2 separate regions of the Homo sapiens genome follow, and region 1 is linked to region 2. Evidence: read pairs that join two places in POLR2A ChIA-PET (ENCODE). Cell type or tissue: PC-3. All regions are shown on one strand. Links, peaks and the distances in the headings refer to the core of each region. The heading gives the core; the rest is flanking DNA. Region 1 overlaps MANSC1 (MANSC domain containing 1). Region 2 has its middle 5.8 kb from the start of BCL2L14.

What was found. Peaks named below come from ENCODE experiments on the same cell type or tissue, not always from the same donor. Only the 100,000 strongest peaks of a DNase experiment are listed, where the experiment ranks them.
Region 1: POLR2A ChIA-PET joins it to region 2 with 10 read pairs; 2 of 35 experiments call an interaction of 5 or more read pairs at or near these places.

What each region holds. Positions count from the first base shown.
Region 1 is chr12:12,337,332-12,340,138 of GRCh38, forward strand. MANSC1 (MANSC domain containing 1) reads right to left here. Exons shown (of 4, transcript NM_018050.4): 3 at 1,089-1,229. It also overlaps the pseudogene RPL23AP66. Among named protein-coding and RNA genes, the nearest start is that of MANSC1, 12 kb to the right of the region's middle. In PC-3, for the core only: no CTCF peak of the experiment used is centred there; a DNase peak (open chromatin) is centred at 1,370; H3K4me3 peaks cover 927 bases; H3K27ac peaks cover 1,359 bases.
Region 2 is chr12:12,063,782-12,066,588 of GRCh38, forward strand. It overlaps a transcript of BCL2L14 not described here. Among named protein-coding and RNA genes, the nearest start is that of BCL2L14, 5.8 kb to the right of the region's middle. RefSeq lists an enhancer at 1-277. In PC-3, for the core only: no CTCF peak of the experiment used is centred there; no DNase peak of the experiment used is centred there.

The DNA.
Region 1 (2,807 bases), core at 180-2,679, 270 kb after region 2:
CGGATCACGAGGTCAGGAGATTGAGACCATCCTGGCTAACACGGTGAAACCCCATCTCTACTAAAAGTACAAAAACAAAATTAGCCGGGCGTGGTGGCGGGCACCTGTAGTCCCAGTTACTCAGGAGGCTGAGGCGGGAGAATGGCCTGAACCCGGGAGGCGGAGCTTGCAGTGAGCCGAGATCGCACCACTGCACTCCATCCTGGGCAACAGAGTGAGACTCCATCTCGGAAAAAGCAAACAAACAAGCAACAACAACAACAAACCCCACTAAATTCTGTAATTCTGATTTTATGCAAATACTGTCTATGAAGGGTCCACAGAATTACCTAAGCAACATTAATTTGTTTTCACCTTTTTTATATGGATAATCTCAAAAAAAAGAAAAATTGATACTGAAACCACTTCAACTTGAAAAATTAACAAGCCAAAGTCTCAGCAAAACATATCCCAGGAATTATATTAATTTTTTTGCTATTTATTTTCCATTCTGAATTAATATGTAAGTTCCATGAACATGGAGATTGTAGTTCTAGTGCTTTGGACAGAATCTGGCACATGGTAAATGTTTAATAAATATTTCTTGAATGAATTTCCTTTCCAGTCTAGACAATAAAATCCAGTGAGTTTGATTTCAGACGAGATTGGGTGCGTTCAGGGTGGTATGGCCATAAAAAGTTTGATTTCAGATAATGTGATTATAATGGGAACTTAATAACAAATATACTAGAACTTTCTATATTAACACAAGTCTTCACCCTTTCAAAACAATCACCCTGGAGACCTGTATACTTATTCCAGTGTTGCCGACCTTGTTCTAAAGAGGTGCTTCAAAAACGTTTCATACAAGGTTTGTGTGTCTTTTATCTCATGAAGGTAAAAACAGAAACAAACCAGAACAAATACTACCATGGCTTTCATTGGAAATCAAATTTTGGTTTAATAAATTGAATTTCCAGTCATGAGATTTTCTGATATGTCTGGTACCCCTTCTGGTAGTTTTATTTAGACTCTTGTAGAAAATCTTTCACATGAACCAGTCTTAAATTATTCCAATCACAAAAGAAAAAGTATAATGCTTTCATTACCTGTAATTATCCTGTAACTCATAAGTCCTTTTGCTGGTTTCAATGGACAGGCTTCCTCGTTGGGACAGAAAAATAGGTAGCAGTTGGGTTGTCTAGCTGTTTTTCGAGTGTCGAAGATCATCAAGTTACATGCTTTGTCCCCTGCAATGAAAGGTTTCATAAGCATGATTTTGAAATGCGATTTTCTAAAGAGTAGGGCAAGTAGGAAAAACTTCACTTATTATGGAGTCCAACACAAACACCTTTGTTCATTTTGTTCACTTGCTTGCTGACCGCTGAATCATTTCCTTTTCCTTAGCTTAGTTGCTTAAGGCAATTTTAAAAAACATTGGGTTTAGCTTTTTTTTTTTCACAAGGTGGCACCGAAGGCGAAGAAGGAAGCTCCTGTCCCTCCTAAAGTCAAAGCCAAAGCAAAGTCTTTAAAGGCCAAGAAGGCAGGGCTGAAAGGCATCCACAACCACACACACACAAACACACACACACACACACACACACACACCCCTAAGACCTGCATGTCACTTACCTCCAGCAGCTCAAGACACTGTGGCTCCAGAGGCAGCCCGAGTATCCCGGGAAGAGTGCTCCCACATGTTTGACCACTCTGCCATCATCAAGCCCTGACTACTGATGTGCTATGAAGATAGAAGACAACCACACACTGGTGTTCACTGTGGATGCCAGGGCCGGCAAGCACCAAAGAGGCTGTGAAGAGGCTCTCTGACACTGATGTGGCCAAGGTTACACCCTGAGCAGGCCTGATGGAGAGAAAGAGGCATGCGCTCTGCTGGCCCCTGCCCACAATGCTTTGCATGTTGCCTACAAAACTGGGATTATTTATTTTTTTTATTTTTTATTTTTTGAGATAATGTCTTGCTCTGTCGCTCAAGCTGAAGTGCAAATGCAGTGGCATGATTTCAGCTCACTGCAACCTCCACCTCCCAGGTTCAAGAGATCCTCCCACTTCAGCCTCCCGAGTAACTGGGACTACAGATGCAAGCCACCACACTCGGATTTTTTTTGGTATTTTTTGTAGAGATGGAGTCTCTCTATATTGCCCAGGCTAGTCTTGAACTCCTGGGCTCAAGCTGTTTGCCCTAGTTGGCCTCTGAAAGTGCTGGGATTACAGGTGTAAGCCACTGCACCTGGCCATCTCTTGGATTCTGAAAGCATCTCAGATGCCTAATAAAGCCATGAGTGGAGTCAGTAAATTATCATAGATATCATGGCTCCTTCCACACAGGATCTGAGTAGTATATGGAATACAGTCTATCTTTTAATTTTTATCTGTACCATTCTTTGTGTTTTTCTTCCAATTACCCCTCTCTCCTTGTCATATTTGCTTTTCTATGTTCCTTCCTTCCTTACTTTTCACTGTTAACTATAATTTCTGGTCTCTTTTCTTTTCTTTTTTGAGTCAGGGTCTTGCTCTGTCATCCAAGCTGCAGTGCAGTGGAACAATCATGGCTCACTTCAGCCTTGACCTCCTGGGCTCAAACAATCCTCCCACCTCAGCCTCCCCAGTAGCTGGGACTTCAAGCGTGCACCACCATGCCTGGCTAATTTTTTGTTTTTTGTAGAGGCGGGGTCTCACTATGTTGCCTAGGCTGATCTTGAACTCTTGGGCTCAAGCAATCCATCCCCCTCAACCTCCCAAAGTACTGGGATTACAGGCATGAGCTAATGCACCCAGCTGCTGGCTTCTTTTTCTGTTCCTCTTGT
Region 2 (2,807 bases), core at 239-2,738:
AAAAGACGTGAAAATGGCCTGTTCCTGCCTTAACTGATGACATTGTCTTGTGAAATTCCTTCTCCTGGCTCATCCTGGCTCAAAAGCTCCCCCACTGAGTACCTTGTGACCCCCACTCGTGCCCGCCAGAGAACAACCCCCCTTCTTCCTTTACCTACCCAAATCCTGTAAAACCCCATCTCCCTTCGCTGACTCTCTTTTCAGACTCAGCCCGCCTGCACCCAGGTGAAATAAACACCCATGTTGCTCACACAAAGCCTGTTTAGTAGTCTCTTCACATGGACATGCATGAAACTGACCTCAAGTAATCCACCTGCCTCAGCCTCCCAAAGTGCTGGGATTACAGGCATGAGCCACCACGTGTGGCCTGTTTGTTTTTTGAGACAGTTCTGTCACCCAGGCTGGAGTGCAGTGGTTTGATCACTGCAGCCTTGAACTCCTGGGCTCAAGTGATCCTCCCACCTCAGCCTCCAGAGTATGGGACTACAGGCATGCAGTACCATACCTGGCTAATTTTTTTGATTTTTTTTTTCTTTTTTTGTAGAGATGGGGCCTCACTATGTTACCCAGGCTAGTCTCAAACACCTGGCCTCATGCAATCTGCTTCCCAAAAGCACACCCAAAAGGTGTGAGCTACCATATCCCACCTACTTAACTCTTTTGTATCTCAGTTTCTTCATATGTAAAATGGGCATAACTGTCGTGCCTACTACACAGCTGAGTTAATAATTGGCATGGACTCAGTAAAATAAGAACTATTATTGTTAGGCCTCTTTGGAGCCATGGCCACAACAGCATGCCTATCTTTACTCTAAAAATTTTGCCCAACTAGGCTCAGAATTCTCTCTCAACCATCTCCAATTTTACAGTAAAATGAACATTCTGTCTCCAAGGTTCCCATTGCTTCTATGAGACCAACCAGTGCCTCTTTGTCAGCCAAATGCAAGGATAGAACAATGTTTATCACCGTGGCTTCCTTTGACTTAAGAGATGGTATTAGCAGCAAGTGTGAAATGACCTATGTTTATCAGGAGTCTTCCATGGAAGTCATGGTAGTCAGATCTCCTATCACGATTACCTCCTGCCTTGGTGCAGGGCGTGATCTCTGTACTAAGAACGTCTTTCTCCATCTCATCTCTGGCCAGGCCAGTTATAGCAACACAGCACTATCACTTCAATCCTTCTATTATTTTGTCTTCACTCAAACCACAGATAAGAGGATCTTCCTACAGGTATAGGGGAGAAGAAAATTTATTTTTCCTCTACCCTCCTAGGTTTTTTGGCTGGGGCCCTGCAAATTAGACTGACGAAAGATAGATTAACAAAAGAAAAACAGACAGAAGTTTATTATTAACACATGCATACACACAGGATCGCTCAATGATGAGTGACTCAAAGGAGTGGTCAGAAATTGGGCTTATAGAGCACCTTTTAAAAAAATATAAATTTGTAAAAAAGTGACAAGACAGGCCGGGTGCAGTGAGTGGCTCACGCATATAATCTCAGCACTTTGGGAGGCCGAGGCAGGCGGATCACTTGAAGTCAGGAGTTTGAGACCAGCCTGGCCAGCATGGAGAAACCCTGTCTCTACTAAAAACACAAAAATTAGCTGGGCATGATGGCGTGCACCTGTAATCTAAGTGACTCTGGAGACTGAGGCAGGAGAATCGCTTGAACCGGGGAGGCGGAGGTTGCAGTGAGCAGAGATTGCACCACTGCACTCCAGGCTGGGCGACAGAGTGAGACTCCATCTCAAAAAAAAAAAAAAAGAAGAAGAAGTGACAAGACAAAGGGAAAGAGCTTTAGGCTTCTGGAGGTGGCAAACTGTGGGAAGGTAAGTAGATGGGAAAAGTAATGGAAGATAAAGATTGCCTTAGTGAGGTTGGTTATGTAGGTTCCTCCAGCGCCATCTCTGGGCTGCTTAAGAGTCCAGAGTTGTCTCCAGCGACTGAGAATCTTCCTGTCCTCCCTGGTAGGGAGACATGGGGAGCAGAGAGTTTCTCTTTGTTTCTATTTTTTTTTTTTTTTGAGGCGAAGTCTCGCTCTGTTGCCCAGGCTGGAGTGCAGTGGCACAATCTTGGCTCACTGCAACCTCTGCCACCCAGGTTCAAGCGTTCTCCTGCCTCAGCCTCCTGAGTAGCTGAGATTACAGGCACCCACCACCATGCCCAGCTAATTTTTGTATTTTTAGTAGAGATGGGGTTTCGCCATGATGACCAGGCTGGTCTTGAACTCCTGACCTCAGATGATCCACCCACCTCGGCCTCCCAAAGTGTTGGAATTACAGGCGTGAGCCACCGCACCTGGCCGAGAGTTTTTCTTGTGTCTGCTTCATCTTCATTGCCTTCAGCTCAAAATGATCTTAAGGTTAAAGTGTTGTACTTTGGGGAGTGGCATGTTGACCCCTTCACAGATGTTCTTCATAATGAATAGTGCTTCTCCTCTGCTCCGTTTCCCAAATCTTTCATTTCAACCAGTCACAGCCTTTTATTGCTCCATTCCAACTCTGATCCTATTTCATTGAGTTTCATCATTGATATCAAAACAAGGATAAATGTCAAACCCCAGAGTAATCTGGTGTCCACTCTAAAATCTGCTCATCTGGCCTTTCAAGTCTTCTTTGGTTACTCAGTGATGGGCAAAAACCCCAACGTTTTCCTGAGGATGGGCTTTTTATCTATATTATTCAAACTCTTAGGCATTTTTATCTAAGATATATTTCCAGTGATGATATAAATCAATTCCAGAATCATAGATTAAAGTGAATTCAAAGCATATATAACAATTTCAAAAATATTCATACCCAA